Regions from separate parts of the Mus musculus genome. Here region 1 is linked to region 2. Evidence: chromatin loops called from intact Hi-C (ENCODE). Cell type or tissue: gastrocnemius. All regions are shown on one strand. Links, peaks and the distances in the headings refer to the core of each region. The heading gives the core; the rest is flanking DNA. Region 1 overlaps Atxn7l1os2 (ataxin 7-like 1, opposite strand 2). Region 2 holds the start of Mir680-3 (microRNA 680-3).

Region 1 (10,152 bases), core at 1,373-9,372, 1.8 Mb after region 2:
GCATGCCTGTCTATAGTACCAGCACTTGGGGGTGGAAGATTAAGGGTTCAATGGCATCCTTGGCTACAAACAGAAGTGAAGAACATCCTGGGATATATAGCCCTGTCTCAGAAAACCAAAACAAACTAAATCAAAGCAAAACGTTTTGCTTTGTAAACATCATTAACAATAAAAGCAAATTTGTGTACCAATGTGCACGTAGGTGCTTGCTTATTTTAAGGAATTAAACGCCAGCTGAATACTTGATACTGCAAAGCACAGAGCATCTTCAACGTTTTTTCAAAGTTGGCTGGTATTTTGAGTTTATAATTGTCAAGGCCAAAAACGCTACATAACAGAAATACATAATACAAATTGGCTGATGTATATTTAGGGACAGGCCAGTAATTCTTGGAAATTATCTTTTCCCCAAGTCAAAAACATACTTTAATGATTTTATTTTATTCTTCTTATGCCATTCACGGCAACAAACCAAACATCTGCGACTAGGTCATAGCTCAATGGTATAGCACTTGACTAGAATATCCAGACTGGAGGTTAGATCTCCCGCTTTGCCATAACAATACTCCCAAAATCTAAATGAACAAGAAAAAAAAGACCCTATTTAAAATGGCCAGAGGGGCATAGATGAGTTCAGTGTGAGGGAGGCTCTAGATTTAATCCCGGCAACCTCAAACAAAACATTAACTCATAAATTATAGCAGGATATAAATATGAACACCTGTAATCCCAGGATGAGGAGGGAGGGCAGAGGCAGTTCAGTAAAATAAATTAATGAACAAATTAATCCTTTGAATACAGTCTAATACACAGATTTCATGCATGCTGATGAATGACAGTGGGAAAATATTAAAAGTATTTGTTTTCTGTAATTAAGCCATTATATGTCTATACAAGAAAAATTTGCATATACAGCAAAAACAGTGCAGTTCGTTACATGCAATAGGCTCAAGGCTGGGCTTAGACAGTAAGTGTCTTTAAGACTACCTGGTGGCCCTCTTCACCTGACATTTCCTTAGGCCCAACCAGGCTATTGCGCCCCTTCCTGCCCTCCTTTCCTGTCTTTCCTTAGAACTACCTGTAATCGCACAGCTCCTCTAGACCCTCTTGGCTTTGGCAACCCCATTCCCCACCCCTTTCCTCTGGAACACACACACATGAGGTTGGGGTGGGGAGGGGAAGGGGGAGAGGGGGAGAGGGAGGGGGAGGAGGAGGAGGGAGAGAGAGAGAGAGAGAGAGAGAGAGAGAGAGAGAGAGAGAACTCAGTTTTTATCTTTACCTTCTGGTATCTACAAAAGTCCTGGTATCAGTCTCTCCTCCAGCTTAGCCAGGCTGAGCCCCAGAGCCCTGTAGAGTGCGGTGCTAACCCACTGAATGGCTTGGTCCTCTTCTAGTCCTCCCTGAGTCCTGGGAACGCAGGGGACTACAAGCCATGTGGGTCTCCTCATTCTCATGGATCATCAGCTGACTCAATGCTCAAGGTCAATAGGAGCAGAAACACTGAGCAGGGGGTTGAGAAGCCCTGTGAGCACGACAGTGAATGCCCACACAGGGACTGCTGGTCAGTAGACAGATCAACTTTGCTTATGGTGAATGAAGGCTTATAAGGTTTTTGGGGACTGAGGGTAAGGGCATCCAGGATGGGCAAAGGTCACGGGCTGGGGACTTAGGGTACCTGGCATACCTCATTAGCATGGGGAAGCATTTCAAGAATCTCAGGGGCTAACTGAACAGGTTTTGTTCAGAGAAAGGAAATTGATAAACTAGGAACAAATAGAGACTGTGTGACAGTCCTCAAGTAGAGATGATTTTGGGGGCTTAGAATTCCCGGGACAAGGCAAGAGAAGGAGGAACCCTGTTAACATGGGTAGTCCTCCACTACATGCCAGGCCCCAAAAGGTTATCTAGTCAACGGTAGATTTCTACCTAATTAGCAGTTTTCCCCCAAGGCTGTAGGTGACATTTTCCTTCCCTTCTCCCATCCATAAAAACCATATTTTCATATCCTTGTTCCCTTTGGGATGCCTCTTCGGAGATGCCCAGCCTCTTCACCTGGCATCTGATCAGAAGGGCCATAACTTTATTCACTTTTGCAATAGAATTTGGCCTCACTACCCCTTAGATTATCAAACCAAAAGGCTGCCTAGTGGCACCCTGGATCCCCATATTATTTGGGAATTTTACAATACTGCCACTGATCTGGAAGTAGAAAGAGATTTCTGGTTCCCCATTTCTCTTTTCTCCACTCCAAGCCCTGTTTGGGTTTTTTTTTGGGGGGGGAGGGGGTAGGTGGTAGGGCCCTGGTCTCCCTGCCCCACCCCCACCTTGCTCCCACATGTTGTAAATATCCCATCTTTTAAGTTAAAGTTGATGGATCTATAAGTTTGTTGTAAAGTGAGAGCGAGGCCTGACATAGCAGGAGAAGGAAGAAGCAAAGGAGTAGGCCCAGACGCAGTTGGTACACACACCCACATGGCTGACGTGTGTCTCAGCCCCCTCCTGCAGCATCCTCTGTCCATATCCCCACCTTAAAATTTTCCTATTTCTACGCCTTCTTTGTTCTTAGTTTATTGGATTCAGTTTTGTGGGGACTCAGGCTTCTTTTAACTATGAGTGGCATTAGACTGCTGTCTTGTGGTGTCCCACTTATAATTAAAAGCTGGCTCTGGAGTTGGGAGATGGCTCTCCCTTCTCTAGACCCATGCATGTTTGCTTAAAGGTTTCCTTCAAAATACGATATGGCTTGCCCCATATCAGGCAAGCCACCTGACTGTGTGACAGAGAAAGGAGAGCAAAAAAAAAAAAAGGACAGACTCTTCCTAATGGAGACTATTGTGACTCATCTCATACTCTTTTCGTTTTGATTTAAGTCTCTAAAACTCTTGCTCAAGATTTGTGGGTCTGTTGTGTGAACTTTCTGTGCCTCAAGATTCGCAAACACATTGGGTATGATTTAAACCTAGTATATCTGTTAACTTAAAACACATAACACCAGGGTTGATAGTTTAAATTGTATATATAGGATACCTTTAAGGAAACACAAGGCTGGCTGCCATCTGAGCTGCTGTATCCCCATCTGGATGGAGGCTACCATGTGGCCAACAGCCATCTTTGCTAGAGTTGGAAAGCAAGGACTTTGCCAGGTGACCTCACTCCCACTTGATTAAAGGCGACCACAGGGCACAAGCCAGCCAAGGAAAAACAACTCCTCCTTGGCTTGAGGCCCAAACCAGATGACTCCTCCCCTACCATGCTTCCTTTCCATCATGCTTGCAAGCCTTCCCTTGTTGGCCTCAGAAGAGGTCCACAGCCTCGTCTCACCCTCTCTCTTTAGTCTCCCTTTCTCACTTCTCAGTGATAGGCTACTAAGATCAACCCTCTTGGGTGCCCACTTTAGCCCACTGGCAGCCCTTAGTCCTCTGCTACTTTCTCCTGTTCCACCATGGAAACTCCTTTGTCTCCCCCTACAGGGCCCAAACCTGCCACAGTTCTTCCCTTGCAGAAAGTTGCTAGGGTGGTTTGTGTCAAAGTACACATCCTCCTCTCATTAGGTGAACTCTCTCAAACAGAAAATATTTGGGTCCTGCACTGCAAATTCTTCCACACTTACAAAGGATCATGGTATATCATCCATCCTTACAATGCCTTCTTCCATGATGTCTATATGATTCTCACCAATAATCTCTTCCCAGGGAGCACAGCTGAGTCTGGGACGTGGCTAAGACGCATGCAGACAAAATCCACCAAACTAACACCACCCATCCAGGACTAAGTCAGTCCCCTCGTGGAATTACAACATCCCAGGGGCCATCCTTGCTAGGGACCAATTTATGTCACCTGCCTTCTGACTTGTCTCTATAAGGCCACCCTTAAAGTGGTAAATTATGAAAAATTTACCTCTAGAGGTCATTCAGGACAAACATGAAAACCCATCTCAGTTCCTAGACCACCTTACAAAGGCTCTCTTACAATACACCAATCTGAATCTTGAGACCCCAGATGGAAAACAACTCCTTATGACCTACTTTTTCTTCCAGAATTTTCCTGATGTTAGGGCCAAACATAAACATCTAGAAAATGGACCCCTGACTCCACAGACGGGAGTCTTAGCTGTGGCCTTCAAGGTGTACCATAGGAGAGATGAAAAAAGAGTAAAAACAAAAATACCTGATGCTGGCTAAGGCCTCTCAGCTGGACATGGCAACTACCCAGGATTCCTAGGGAGACCTGGGTCCCTCTCACGAGCCACAATGCACTCTCCTTTTACATCCAACATCTTCATTACCATCCCCAAATAGTCAACAAATTTTATTCTGTCTCCAGCAGATCTTTAACCCTAATGGCCAGGCTTTGTCTCACTATTAAAACTTCCTTACAGCCTACCTCTGAGAAGCTATCCTTTTTAAACAATTAGCTGCTCTAAGTCAAATATTACTACCACCCCTTATCTCTCCCACGACTCTCTCTTCATATCAAAGACTGCTGTAACTCTCCAGGAACACACCGCTTTGTGGGCACACTGGATTCCACAGATTGCAATAATACCTTCCCCCTTAGTGCTACCACCCAGTCCCTATGCCCAAGCATTCACGAGGTCTGGATTCTCTGTAGCACTCAAGTTTATTACCGCCACCCACTGGGTGGTCTGGGACTTGTACCCTGGTCTTCTTTTTTCTGAAACCAGGGGTGGTACCTAAGGGAGGACCCCTGATAGTTCTCATCACAGGGTGTGTAGCACCATGGGCGTGCATCTCCCTGCCGTGCAAGTGGGAGAACCCCAGTTCAGTACCCAGAACCCATGTAAAACAAAATAAAAAAATCCCTGCCTGCAGAGGGTTGTTGGTTTTGTAATCCTGGGGTTGAGTGAGACAGGCTCAAAGGCCTGCCAGCCTAGCTCCCTTGGTGAGTTCCATGCCCCCTGAGCGATCTCCTCTCGAAAACCAAGATGAAACAGGTTGGGAAGTTAGCTCCACAGTTAAGTGAGCTCGGTGCTCTTGCAGAGAAACTGGGTTTATTTCTAGCGCCCACACTGAGTGGGTTTGGATTATAACTGGCCGTAACTCCAATTGCTCATTCTCTATGTTCTATGTTGTGATGCACATGAACTTGCAGACGCGCACATGCACATAAATAAAAAAAAAAAAAAACCTTAAAACTCATTCAGAAAGATAAGGAGCAGTCCTAATGGAGGAAGAAAGGACTGTGTGGGTTTCCAGATGCAGTGGTTTCAGCTCACCATTACAACTGAGGACATCTGCCTTCTTGTAAACATTATTAATTAACTCTCTTGGAGTTACCTGGCTCTGAAGGAAATACCTCTGCTCTTTGTCCTACGGAACTTATAATATTGCAACAGGAGCCTGCTGATCTCTTCCCCAGTTGTTATTTTCTGCTCCAGCAACTCTCTGTGACTTTCTCCACAGTGGTCAAAGCTGTCAGTCTAGATAGAGGACTCCTCTCTGAGGCTCTGAGCGGCTCAGTGTCTGGTTTCTGAAGCCTGCCTGGAAATCGTGCTCAAGGGAAGTGTCCAGACGCCACCTAGTGGAAAGAGCTATCACTGCCCTCACTTCCCGGGCCAAACCTCAGAGCACTTCTTCTTGGATTGTCTTCCAGACCTCCCTCTGCTTCCTATTATTCCTAATCCAGTTAGTGCTTTGAAAGAGAGACTCTGGGTAGAAGGCATGCAGGGCTGCTACTGGGAACTGCTGATACTAGGTCAGGAGTGTTGATTAGAACTATAATCCTAGCACTTGGGAGAAAGAAACATGGCCAGCCTAGAGCAGTGACTGTTTGACAAAACAAGGCTATATATTTTAAAAAGTGTACAGATTTCGATGTATGTGAATCGTTGGTGAAATCAACACAGCACAATAATGAACATGCCAGTCTCTGCCCCTGCCCATCCCACAGCAACCCCTGACCTACTTACTTACCACTTGTGCTTGAAGAATTGCTTCCACTTGGTAAAACTTTATGTAAGTGGAGCCATAGAGCGGTGTGAGGGTGGCTGGCTCTTTCCACTCAACATGCTCATGTATGTTTGAGACTTGTCACATGTCTCAGTGGTTCATCCTCTCTATTGCTGAGTAGGACTCCATTGTGCTAATATGACAGAATTTCATTTATCTGTTGATGGGCATTTGTGTTGTCTCCCTTGGGGTTGTTACAAATAAAGTTACTACGAATGTTCCCTCATGGATCTCTCTGTGGATATATCACTCAATATTTGAGGAGTAAATACTTAGGAATAGAACAAGAGGCAGCTTGGGGCATGTGATGTGGTCCCCATCTCCAAAGACAAAGGATGCTGGAGAGATGGCTCGTAGCTAAGGATGTGTACTGCTTTTGCCAAGGATCCAAGTTTGATTCCTACCACCGCATTAAGTGGCTTAAAGCTCCAGCTCCAAGGGGATCGGATATGTCTATGTCTGGACGCCTCAAGTTCCTAAACTCACTTGCACACATGCACATATGCACATATGCACACACTCACTCTAGATTTAAAAAGAGAGAAAGGAAAGACATGGGGGGAGAGAAGGAGAGAGAGAGAACCTAACTCCTTTGGAAGATGAAGGTACCAATCTATAACTGCAGCACTAGGTATGTGGAAGCAGAAGGACCAGGCTGTGGATATTCTTTGGCTACATGGTGATTTCAAGGCTAGCCTGGGCTACATGAGATCCTATCTCAAAAAATAGGATAGAATGCTAGAACAAAAAATTAAAAAGATTTGCATGCTTAATCTGAAGGTATTAAATGCTTTCGCATGTTTTGATTGGATAGCCAGGACAGACTTGCCCACTGGTGAGCCACATGTGCGTGCAGTGAAAGGCAAGGTCATATGGGTTAGAAGTCCTCAAGAACCTGGGAATGCTGTGAGTCTCCACCCATAACACAGTGAGTCATCTGGGGAGACTTCTCTAAACATCCCTGTCCTTTCCCCTCCAGCAGTCTGGCAATATGGCCAGGGGGTCAAGCATCCAGAGCTGTCCCAGGCAGCTTGGTTTATTATTCCCTAGAGGAGTCTAGAGCTGAGTGACCCTCCTTTCTGATTGTTTTCAGAACCCCTAGTTGCTAAACTGCAGAATATCCCAGGTAATCCGGAGCACTCTTCACTTATGTGCTCCACTCACCCGGAGCATGGGCCGTGGCTCCAGGGAGACTGGTCAGTCTGATTGACTGGCAACTTAAGAGCTACATCTCAGGGTTACTGCTGTGTGTGGAGGGAGGGGCTAGATGACAAGGAAAGTGCGGACACAGAATTGGTCAGAATGGACTGTGGGGTCCCTTCTGTTTTTTATTTCAATCAGGAACAAATGAGAGATGCCTCAGCTTGGAGTTTGGGTTATTAAAAAGTAGGGTTTGGTTATTAAACTTGTATGCAAGACCTCTGTATGCATGACCCCAAGGTAGTTTTGTCAGACTTCTGTAGGGGAAACGTAGAGTTTGGTTATTAAAAGGTAGGTAGGGGCTGGAGAAATGGCTCAGCAATTGAGAATGTTTGTTACTCTTGCAGGGGATCCGAGTTTGATTCCCAGGACCATGGTGGCTCACATCACTTTCAGCTCCCGTTCCAGGAGATCCAGCACCCTCTTCTGGCCTCTGCCAGCATCTGGCACACACAGTGCACTTGCATGCAGGACAAACACTCATACACACAAAACAAAAACTAATGCATCTGTTTAAACGTATAAAGGGGTCTTTGGGATGTATCTCAGTGGTAGAGCGTTTGCCCCAAAGCCCTAGGAAAGAAAAAGAAGTCTCACGGCCATCCTCCTAGCCTGCTCTCTCTGCTTCCTGAGTTCTGGGGTTATGGATACGTGACACCAAACTTGGCACAAGATCAGTAAGTACTAGTTTGCTCTGATCACCACCTCCAATGCTGTCATCTCAGGGAATCCCTGTCCTTGATTCCAAAGCACAGATATGGCTCTCAGGACCAAAATGTTCCTGTCCAAAGGAAGAACAGGGACAAAAATGGAGCAGAGACAGCCGGGGACTGCCCCACCTGAGGTTCCATCCTGTCTGCAGACACCAAACCCGACACTGTTGCTGTGGTCAAGAGGCACTTGCTGACAGGAACCTGGTGTGGCAGTTCCTTGGGAGGTTCAGCTAGAAACCGACCAATGCAGATGTGGATGCTTGGAGCCAACCATCAGACTGCGCTCAGGGACCTCAGTGGGGGAACTGGCAGAAGGACTGGAGGGACACAGGGGCATTGCAACCCCATAGGAAGAACAACATGGGCTGACCTGACCACCCAGTGCTCCCACGGACGAGACTACCAACCAAGGAGTGTACCTGGAGGGACCCATGGCTCCAGCTGCATATGTAGCAGAAGATGGCCTTGTCTGACATTAAGGGAGGGGAGAACCTTGATCCTGTGGAGGTTTGATGCCCCAGAGTAGGGAGATGTTGGAGTGGTGGGGTGGGAGGCAGTGGGTGTGTGGGGGAGCACTCTCATATAGGCAAAGGGAAAGGAGGAGAAGTTGGATGTGGGATGGTGTGTGTGTGTGTGTGTGTGTGTGTGTGTGTGTGTGTGTGTGTAGGGGTAACTGGGAAATGGGATGTCATTTGAGATGTAAACAAATGGAATGATTAATTTTTTAAAAAAGTACAGATGTGGTGTGGTATGGTATGGTATGGTATGGTATGGTATGGTATGGTATGGTATGGTATGGTATGGTATGACTCCTGCTCTGGGGGCAGCTGAAAGTCTTTATCCTCCGGGGAGATGCAGATGGCACACCAGAAAGGAGTGTTTTCTTGTGGCTGGGACAGTGGTCAGATGGCATACAATCTTTCTGCCCTTGCTAAGACTGAGAATACATTGCCCACAATACTACTGAGGCATTGGCATTGGACTTCTGCTGCACGGGGGAGTTGTGAGCTTTTGAGGGCTATCTTGCAACTCAGTTCTCCCAGATGTTATCTTTCAGTGGGAGACCAGGTTAGGCTGCAGTGAAACTTTGAGAACTGACCCCAGAATGGGATTGCCTTTGCAAGAAAGACACACACACACACACACACACACACACACACACACACACACACTGAGGGGAGTCTCACATAGGCCAGGTGGTCCTTTAATTCATTAAGTAGTTGAGGCTAACTTGGAACTTCTGAACCTCCTGTCTCCACCTCCCAGTGCCCGGAGTCCAGCCATGCTCTGCTGTGCTCAGTTTACTCTATGCTGGGACTGGAACCTAGGACCTCTTTTGTGTTAGCGCAAGGTATAGTCTGGGCGGCCTTGAATTCATGATCTCCCTGCCTCATCTTCGATGCTTAACCTATGGGTGAGAGACATCAACCCGACTCCATGATGAAAAGCTCCTTTCTCTTCTAGTGCCCCCTTAGTTGTCTCTGTCTCTCCGGCATGTGTGCTGCTTTGGCTAGAGTAGGCAGTACATGTACTACAGTGGACTGAAGCCTTAGACAGGTCCACCGAGTCTCTCTTCAGCTGGGTTAGGTGAGGTAGCTCTGCCTCTGGATGTTGGTCCACGGGCGCATTGACAAAGCAAATGCTTTTCTCCTTGCTTCCAATGCTTCACATTTATTTACACACCATTAACTCTTTTATTTTTTAATTCAGGTCTTTATTGGTCACCAGCTGTGTAACTGACATTACTTAGCAACTGAGCAGCACTGAGCAGGATGGCCCAGGTCTTGCCTTTTGAGAATACTAATGACAAATTTGGAGTTCAAGTTACGATGGGATAAATGTGGGTTTTTTTTTGGTTGGTTGGTTGGTTGGTTTGGTTTGGTTTTTTTGGTTTGTTTGTTTTTTCTTTCTTTTTTTTTTTTTTTAATAAAAAAGTCAATGGAACACACGCTAATCCCACCAATTTCACACTCTTCACAATGCCACTGGAAAGCTTTCTTGGAAGGAAGATCACATTTAAAGCAATCTGACACATTCTGTGAATGCGTGCGCATGTGTGTGTGTGGTTCATGTGATTGCAAGTACAAATGCATACACATCCAGAGGCTATATACCTTTTAAATTACTATTACATGTGTTTGTATGCATGTATGCATGTCATGCCACAGCACACAGTGGAGGTCAGAGGACAGCTTCATCTGGTAGGTCCTGGGTACTGAACTCGGGTCATTGGATTTGGTAGCACAAGCCTTTATCTGATGCATCATCTA
Region 2 (10,152 bases), core at 1,391-9,390:
GTTGGTGGCCCACTGTCTGAGAAATCTCGGGGGTCCAGGTTAGTTGAGACTGCTGGTCCTCCTACAGGGTCACCGTCTTCTTCAGCTTCTTCCAGCTTCTCCCTAATTCAGCCATGGAATTACTTACAAAGCCAAGAATCACTTGGGTTCTAAAGCAGTGTGCCTAGGATACTGGATGAAAAGTTCTGAAGGAAAAACTCATTGAACGTTCCTGATACCCCACATACCACAAGGACATGCAGACCATCTTGGTCAGCTCTCTCAGGATATGATATGATCCCAATCTATGTCCTTACAAAAGCCTAAACTCTCCTCCTTTATCACATGACCTCAGCAGACACAGAGGAAAGCAGACAAGTGTGACATGAAGCCCTGGGGACCTCAGGGAGAAATTGAAGTAGCTTCTAAAAATGTTCCCATCCTGTTTGGGTGTGTATAGCACCAGCTGGCCTGACAGAAAGACCCAGGTGGCTTGAAGCTGAATCCCTCTCCAGCAGAAGCAGGTTGACGTGGTGATGAGCCGCAAGGGGAGAGGGAAGGGCATGAAGGAGTTCTTTCTGGTGGTTATGCAGTGATGAGGTCTCAGGTCACCACAGGTTGGTCACCTGAGGAGCTCTAAAACTGCTAGCCAGGAACAGAACAAGATATCAGTATGTTCCTAAGCTTCCCAGGTGATCCTCATGTGCAACCCAACATAGAGTTTTTGTAATAAATAAATAACAAAACACCAAACAAACCAAGTCTGAGATCAAGCCAGGAAGACTCCTGTGAGATGCATCTAATGCATCCAGGAGTGTAGGGAGACTCTCCAAATACAGTGTGGTTTGAACAGGAATGGCCTGCGTAGGCTACTAGATTCAAATGCTTGATCATCCGTGAGTAGCACTATTAGGAGATGTGGCCTTGTTGCAGAAAGAGTGTCACTGGAGGTAGGCTTTGAAGGTTTCAAATGTTCAAGCCAGTCCAATCTCTCTCCCTCTCCTTCTCTCCCCCACCCCTTCTCTCTTTCTGCTGCCTGATGATCCAGGTGTAGAACTCTTGGCTCCTTCTCCAGCACCATGTCTGCCTACATGCTACCATACTTCCCACCATCATGGTAATAGACTAAAGCTCTGAATGGTAAGCCAGCCCCAATTAAATGTTTCCCTTTATAAGTGTTGTCAAGGCCACGGTGTCTCTTCACAGCAATAAAAACCCTTACTACCACTGATCTTGCTTTAAGGAGTGCAAGCAGAAGCAATTTCACACAGTGACCTTCTTATTCTAGGTATAATGCTGTCTTGTGGAGAGCCGTGCCGTGAGCAATCGCCATTATAAGATGGTGCTGGCACCTAACTAGTAAACAAGCCTTATGCTCAAGTGCAAGAATGAATTCACACCCAGTCACTGCCCATCTTGGGGTGTAGTAATGGGGTGATGGGCGAGCTAATCAGGTGCTGTCATGCCACATCAGGTGCTGAAACATCACGCTGAGGGCTATATAACCAGCACCATTTTCCGGGTTCGGGGTCTTCCTTATGTTGAAGCAATAAAAGCTTTGCCTTAGAAGGATCCGGTTGTCTGAGTGAATTCTTGCTGGCGAGATACTAGCTCGGGCAAGACTGTCTACCAAAAACGAGTTTTTCCCAATGTTTCTCATTTGTCCAAATACAGCATGCAGGGTCCCATTTGCAGGCAGATTTAGATCCAATCCTTTTGCTCTGGCTGCTCTCTATTGCTGTGATGGAGCATTCTGAGCAAAAGTACCTTGGGAGGGAAGGGTTTCAGACGGTGTTTGTTTGTTTGTTCTGTTGTTTTCCATTTGCTTGTTTATCCCGTCCCGCAAGATTCAGTTATTCGTGGGTGCGAGGGGGACCGCAAACCTGTAAGGAAATGGGATTGGAAGAGAAAAGAGAAGTGGATGACCAAGTAGATTGTACCTATCAAGGTCTCCGTTTATTATGCTGAGGTGCCTGGTTTTAAAGCATACATCTCGGGGAATAGGGAGGGGCCGAGGGGGGATTTAACAAAGAACAAAAAAGGTGGGCATCTGCTGACATGGGGGCAGAAGTCAGGCTCTAGGCAGCAGGTACTCTTCATCTTATCTCCAGAACATAGATCCTCCTTAACAGCCTTGGGATATCAGGCCGGGCTCAGGCGTAACTCATGTCCTTGGATGTCCTGGGAATTCAGGAAGAGATCAGGAAGAGGGGACTATAATTCAGCTTTTACAGCCTCAGGTGCCAGGAAGGGAACAGGGAGGAGGAAGTGACGACCGGCTCCTAGCACGAGGCCATTTGGCCTGTCAGGGTGGGAGATTGTGAAGGGCTCGCTTTCTCACGGTATGGTCTCTGACACTTGTTTGCTTGGTTTTGGCTTATCCATCCTCAACACAGACCATCTCAGACAGAAACTCAAGCTGGGCAGGAACCTGGAGGCAGGAGCTGAAGTATCACCAATGCAAAACCATTGCTTACTGGCTTGCTCTCTGTGATTGGCTCACGATGCTTTCTTTACTTTCTTTCTTTTTTTTTCTTTTTAATCCCACTTTTTTTATTTGTTTTCTTTGTTTCGTTTTGTTTTGTTTTGTTTCTCCAATTTTTAGGTATTTTCTTCATTTACATTTACAATGCTATCCCGAAAGTCCCCCATACCCTCCCCCACCCCTCCCCTACCTACCCACTCCCACTTCTTGACCCTGGCGTTCCCCTGTACTAGGGCATATAAAGTTTGCAAGACCAAAGGGCCTCTCTTTCCACTGATGGCTGACTAGGCCATCTTCTGCTACATAAGCATCTAGAGACACGAGCTCTGGGGGTACTGGTTAGTTCATATTGTTGTTCCACCTATACGGTTGCAGACCCCTTCAGCTCCTTGGATACTTTCTCTAGCTCCTCCATTGGGGACCCTGTGTTCCATCCAATAGGTGACAGTGAGCATCCACTTCTGTGTTTGCCAGGCATAGCCTCACAAGAGACAGCTATCACAATGCTTTCTTATACAAAACTGGAGCAACTGGCCCAGGGTTGCACCGTCCACTGTGGAAGGGTCCCTGGTCCATCCATCAATACTCCAGAAAATGCCCCCACAGACTTGCCTACAATCCAACCTGATGAGAGCATTTTCTCAGTTGACCGTTCCCTCCTGTCATAATGACATCAACTTGAATCAGGTTGACAATGCTAGCCAGGGCAGCATTCCATGTGACATCAATCATTAAATAAATAGAAATTTGAGGTTACTAAGGATGTAGTCATTGTTGTCTAGGGCTAAGGCTCTGAGCTGCAGTGGCAGCATTCTTAGGAGACTTGATGGCAATTTAGAGTCTCCGGTCTGCCTAAAGCTGTACAGATATGGCTAGCTGGCAACAAAGTGATGAAATCATACCAGACCAAAACAGACAACAGAGTGAAAGAAAATGCTCCCTGACTTGTAAGACAGCCAGAAAGACTTAGAAAAGGGGACAAAAGAAGTATGTCAAAAGCAGGCATGCTGGAGTGGTGCTTCCATGGCAGAGGGGCCGGCTTGCATGAGGCCCTGTGTTCAGTCCTGAAAATAAAAACAAAATGGCCGGGGGAGCGGGGCAGGGAGGCAAGGATGCTAGTGGAGGGGAGCAGGGGGCAGGGATGCCAGTGTTTGCCAGTTGTTCTGTTTTACTTCATGATCACCTCAGGAAGGACACACATGGAGTCAGAGTGTTTAAAACTTGAGTGAGAAAAACAAAGTGAGCACACAAAATCATAAGAACAAATATGGAAGGCTGGGTGGGGAGGACAGAAGGGAAGGGTGACAATAAGCTGTAAATCAATAAGCAGGTATCATCAGCCAAGTCATTAGCCATGTGGATCTACAGGTCAGAGTGTCTGACTTTCCATAGGACTCAGTGTCCTTGGGATCCTCTAGACATGAGTCACTGCTGGGGTCTATTGCTCAATATTTTTCTTTATTTTTTTCTTAAATTTCTGGAATATATTAAGTAATATTATTATCTTTAGGTAAGAAGAAACACACTGGGATGATTTTTGAACACCAGTATTACATAATAGAGCCTTGTAAATGAACTTCATTGGATACAATGGAGATTGTGGTATTTGATATCACGTATCTATATTCAAATATACCTTTATGTATGTGTTAACATAATAGTGCTCAATGTGATGAAGCAAATAATTATCTCTATCATTTAATTATATCTTAATTCATAGAGCATATGATTTTTTTAAGTATATTGGAGTATGGTAGAGGAACCCATGGCTCTGGCTGCATATGTGGATGGCCTTGTCTTGTTGGACATCAGTGGGAGGAGCTTGGACCTGAGGATGTTTGATGCCCCAGTGTAGGGGAATGCCAGGACGGGAAGATGGGAGTGGGTGGGTGGGTGAGGGAGCACCCTCATAGAGGTAGGGGGAGAGGGGAGAGGATAGAGGGTTTCCGAAGGGGAGACCAGGAAAGGGGGGAAACATCTTGCTCAAATTTTTATTACTCTTTGGTGTGTTCGGCAATCACAGCGAATTCCTTCGGCTTTATGAATCAGGTCGCCACTAGGTGGCAATGTTGGTTCATAAATGCTTGAAAGCAAGGCTAACCATAAAAGAAAGAAACCAACTGACATCTGTTTTCCAAAAGTCAGAACAAATAACACACTCAGCAAAAACATAACTAAAACGTGAAATCACACAAGGTCATCCGTAAGGGATCAGCTGAGCAGTGGAAAGAGACGGGGTTCAGATGATACACAGAGCCGGCTGAAGAATACAGCAGGCTAAGAGTTTCCAGAAAGGTCAGCCTGGGGGGAAATCCAGGGAACCTGGACACGTGACTGTGGCAGTGCCTCCAAGGGGACTGGCACCTTGAGAGGGTGAATGTGATTTAAATATAATATGTCCTCATAGCCTCCGGTATTTGCACACTTGGACTCCAGCTGCGATGACACCGTTTGAGAGTTTGTGGAACCTGGAAGAGTTAGAGCCTAACAGGAAGACCCAGGCCATTAATGGGTGCCTTATAGACTTCGCTACTCAAGCAGACATCTATGCGTCCACGTCTTTACCCCAAGAAGGCTGCCACGACTCCTGCCTAGACTGTCCGTCCCATAATCAGCCATCAAATGCAGAAACTATTGCACATGCCAGCAAGGTTTTGCTGAAAGGAACCTGATAGAGCTGTCTCCTGTGAGGCTTTGCCAGTGCCTGGCAAATACAGAAGTGGATACTCACAGTCATCTATTGGATGGAACACAGGGCCCCCAATGGAGGAGCTAGAGAAAGTACCCAAGGAGCTGAAGGGGTCTGCAACCCTATAGGTGGAACAACAATATGAACTAACGAGTACCCCCCCGGAGCTCGTGTCTCTAGCTGCATATGTATCAGAAGATGGCCTAGTCGGCCATTATTGGGAAGAGAGGCCCCTTGATATTGCAAACTTTATATGCCCTAGTACAGGGGAACGCCAGGGCTAAGAAGTGGGAGTGGATGGGTAGGGGAGCAGGGCGGGGAGAGGGTATAGGGAACTTTTGGGATAGCATTTGAAATGTAAATGAAGAAAATATCTAATTAAAATTCTGCATAATATAATACAAAAAAAGATTTAAAACATTTTTAAGATTTGTTTACTTTTAAATTTTTACTTACATGTACATGTTCATGTAACCTCAGGCCATTTGTGTGTGGATGCTCTCAGAAATCAGAAGAGGGACTCTGAAGAATTACAAGCAGCTGCAACCTGCCCCCCGTGTGTGCTAAAAACCAAAGTCCAGTTCTTTTGGAAGAATAGCAAGTGTTCATAGTCAGGGAGCCATGGTCTCTCCAGTCCCTTTGGTCAGTTCTCAGTCTCATCAAATCTTCAAAGTTAAAATCGCAAAGATTTAATTTTTTAAAAATTTTTTTGTTTTATGTATATGGAAGGTTTACCCGAATGTATATCTGTGCACCATGTACACGCCTGGTGTCTCTGGAGGCCAGAATAGGGCATCTGATATCCAGGAGCTGGAGCCATCGACGGTTGTGAGCCACCCTGCCCATGCATGGACTGGAAGTCTGGCCGTCCAGAACAGCTAGTGCTCTTAACCACCAAGCCATCTTTCCTTAATCTTTCCAAAACCCATAGATTATTCTAAGAAGAAAGATTCCTCTCACATGCCATGTTCAATACCAAGCCTGATGCTGTGTCCAAAGCAAACAACTGTCAAATAAAACTATTACCATACATAAGTGCATATTTTACGGCTAGGGGACTAACTATAGAGGAAAACCAAAAACTATTTAGGCACTAATTCTTTAGAGCATTTTCAAATGGTGAGGGTTTTAATATGTGAAATCACAGGTTTTAGAGAGAGAGAGATTTTTAGAGATACATGGGGGAAATGTTAATATCTTCAAGGTGAGTTTTGCTAATATTTCATTATTTAAAAGAATAACAGGCTGCACAGCTTGTTTACAAAAATAGACCCTTTACCTCTTGTACCATAAGTAGCTCACACTGCTCCGAGTCACTGCTAAGAGCAAAGAGAATCAGGGAAAGCAATGAGAAGGAGCCTTTGGCAGAAGATGCTCGCCCATCTCAGAACTTCAGAACAACCTAGATCAATCACTCTGCTTTTCACTTCACCTGTTAAGTCTCTCAGTTTCGCCAGACCAATTGTCCAGCTTGCCCACTGCCTCCATTTCCCAGGACGTGCACTAGGGTTCAGATCATATCCACTTAGGAAATACCAATAACAAAGAAGAAATTGGAGAGGTTCCGCTTATGCCCATAAAGTTCATTTACAACTCCCTGAAGCAAGACAGGTTGAAGCTAAAAGTATCATTATTTTTGTAGTTAGGAAGTTGGAATCCCTCCCCCACCACGTTGTATGCCTTTGAAAGAGCCCCTTGTTTGCTGCCTGCGCTCTGGCCCACAGGGGGAAATATTCTATCTTTCAAAGGGTTTCTTTCATAAACAGGTCATTCTTTTTAAGTGGGTCCCACTGACTGTGTTTATTAACATGTAGTCGCACTTAAGGAAGGTTTCATTTGGTACTGGGAATAAAGTGGTGCCGGCACTCAGCCATGCCTTTACCTAAAAGAGCAATGGTGTGCAGAAAAGGCCCGGGGCACCTAGAGAGACCAGCACTGTAACAGCTTGCTGAGGCGTTCTTGTACCACTCAAACCAAGCACTGCACATGACGGCAGGAAAATCCCAGAGACCTCTTCTCCCAGTCACAACGGTGGTGAAAACCACCCAGCCTCAGAGTCACCACCATGATTTCTCACCTGAGAGACATCTTTGTCAATACAAGAGAAGCCGAAGATACTCAAGGTGGTAAACAGCAAGTGGACTAACTCAACGAGCCACTTTGTCATGTTTCTCTGCTGGTATGAGGTTGCGTTGCCCTCCATTTTCTAGGTAGGACACCCCTACCTTTGATTTACATCATGACTCAGTTGGCTAGCCCTCCCTGTCATCTTCCTCTGATGTCACATCTCACCATTTGTCTGAATTCTTTGCTCACTGGCCCCTCCCCCCCCACCCCCCCACCCCCCGCCAGAGGTGGAGGGCACAGAAACAAAAATCCATTCCAAGAATACCGTCTCTAGAGATTTATAGGCTTCAATAAATTTTCCTGCAAGGTCACCTCTGAAATTCTTTACAAAGGTAAAATGAGGTTGAAATGTGCAGTCTTGAATGAGGTCAGTCAGATGGGACAATTGGCTGACAAAGGGTGGATGGTGAGGAAAGGCCAGGTTACACTGACTTCTGAAGTACAAACGATGTTAGAAATAGCAGAACAGCCAAGGGCTCTTTCCCCTCCTCCCGACCAGTCAGAATCACAAAGCTCATGTCCAATGCCTAACTTACTGGAAGGGTCTATATTGCCATTCCTACCCAGCTCCAATACCTCCAAACACCATTCCAAACTCAGAGTCTAGTCCTGCCCAATGGCCTCAGAAACCAACACAAGATTTGTTGAAGCCAGAAACCAGAAATTTACACCCAGTCTCAAGTATTAAGAGATGTTTCCCACATACCACTACCTACTAGATCTTCCTTAATATATATATATATATATATATATATATATATATATATATTAAGAGAGAACCCTGACTAATACAGGTGGTATGTGCAAAGTGTACATGACAGATCAGGGACATAATCCTTAGCACACTGTCTACATGTGTGCTTAGAGACCAGGAAGTAAACTCAAACAAGTGAGGGAAATTTTGATATTTCAAAAAAAATGCATTGCTGCGCTATCCTAATAAAAACTAAAACTGATTGAAATTCCTTTTTCTTCAGAGTTTAGAGCCTACACACACACACACACACACACACACACACACACACACTGATTGGATAATGGATTGATATGCCTACGATGATCTCAGATTCCTGCCTTGTATTCTAGAATACAGACGAGTGAGTCTAGACTCTAAATCAATGCATCCAGTTAGGCTATTGGTTGTGGCTTCTTTCTTTTTTGGAAAGTATGATCTATTAGAATAGAGAACGTTTTATTCAGACAACAACCCTAATTGAATGACATTCAGGAGATAGCTTAGCAATAAGCCTTTAGTCCCTTATAACAGACCATGGAGGCAGTCCCTTCTTTACCCACCTCTTCTTTATCTCTTTCTCTCTTCCCAGTGCTAAGGACAAAGCTCAGGGCCTTGTACATTCTGGGCAAGTGCTATTCCATTAAGCTATGTCTCTACCTGCCTACCCTGAAACCCCCAATTTCTATTCCAGTCAAACATATACTTCAACTAAGACTTGTGAACTGGCCATTTTCATTCGAGATTGAGAGCTGAAAGACAGCAAAGGAAAACTGAGGTAAGACAAACCAGTGAGCACACGAGGAATGATGACATCAGCCTGTGTGTATTCATCAGGGTTCTCTGGAGTCACAGAACATATATATATATAACAAATATATATATATATATATATATATATATTTACATGCTGCATTCCAACCAACCCAAAAATTGCCAGCTGTGAACGGAAAGTCTAAGAGTCTAGTAGTCCCTGCTCACTCCCACAAGGCTGAGTGTTTCAGCTAGTCTTTTGTATACTCTGGAGAACCAAAGCATAATTGGCAAAATGAGTGCAATCAAGCAAAGAAGGATCAACCCCTTCCTTCTTGTCCTTATATAGGCTCCAGCTGATGGTATGGCCCAGATTAAGGGTACTCTTCAAGATCTGAATTAAATGTGTGTGTCCATCTGGACCAAAAACATATGTCATCCCACCTCAAGCTCTGGACCAAAAATCTGTGTCTTCCAGCCTCAAGATCCATATCACAGGCATGCTTCTGGATTATAGTTCGTTCCAGATAGATAGATAGATAGATAGATAGATAGATAGATAGATAGATAGATAGATAGATAGATAGATAGATAGACAGACAAAACAAAAATCAAGAAGAAAATGAATGAATAGGGAGACAACACCACAGAAGTACAAAAAAAGAACAGGAAACACTCTCTTTTCTCTTTTCTTTTCTTTTTCTTTTCTTCTATAATTGCAACTCTCTTTTTTTATTTAAGAAAATGTCAGCTTAGTATCACTTTTTAAGCAGTGCAGTGGTGGTGGTAACAGTGGTTTCCTTTTGTTTTGCTATTGAATTGTAGGTGCATCAAACATTTTGGATATTAACTTCTTATCCAATGTATCTTGGCAAGTGCTCGCTCCCATTCTGTTTGCCTCTTTACTTGATTTGATTGTTCTTCGTACTACTTACGCAAGCAAACCTTCTAAAGTCACTCCTGAGGTCAACAGTGATCAATGACTACAAATGGCTTGCAAAGGATGGGGCAGACATCACTGAGAAATACGTGCTGCACTGGCAGAAGGGTAACTCCCAGAGATGTGTGTACAGGGAAGAGACCAAGCCAAGAGACCCAGGTTTCTCTTATCAATCAGTCTCTGCTTGCCATTGAGTCCCACGTGCACCCAAGATGTGTGCACTGTCCTCCAGGAACCTGACACGGCAAGAACACCTGTTGATGAGAAGTCATCTGGTCCTGTCTCTGGGCTGCCTACCTCCTAAGTAACAGCCCAATGACTGAAATTTTGTAGGTAGATTGGGAGAGTCTGTCTCTGGATTGTCCTCCTAGTTACTAAAGCATTATTATTTGACCGAAGTTCTGTTCTATACACTTTCTCAATTCTAGAGAATTCTTGGCAACCCC

What was found. Hi-C counts contacts between places; a loop is a spot of excess contacts. Peaks named below come from ENCODE experiments on the same cell type or tissue, not always from the same donor. Only the 100,000 strongest peaks of a DNase experiment are listed, where the experiment ranks them.
Region 1: it touches region 2 in a loop (4-fold over the local background); 15 of 42 quality-filtered maps call a loop at or near these places.

The regions. Positions count from the first base shown.
Region 1 is chr12:33,384,398-33,394,549 of GRCm38, reverse strand. All of the region lies in intron 1 of Atxn7l1os2 (ataxin 7-like 1, opposite strand 2), which reads left to right. Among named protein-coding and RNA genes, the nearest start is that of Atxn7l1os2, 5.3 kb to the left of the region's middle. In gastrocnemius, for the core only: a CTCF peak has its summit at 5,545 (motif pointing left); DNase peaks (open chromatin) are centred at 3,159, 4,671 and 5,524.
Region 2 is chr12:35,186,741-35,196,892 of GRCm38, reverse strand. Mir680-3 (microRNA 680-3) reads left to right here and starts at 1,996; the gene lies at 1,996-2,082. In gastrocnemius, for the core only: a CTCF peak has its summit at 4,527 (motif pointing right); a DNase peak (open chromatin) is centred at 4,519; H3K4me3 peaks cover 590 bases; H3K27ac peaks cover 317 bases.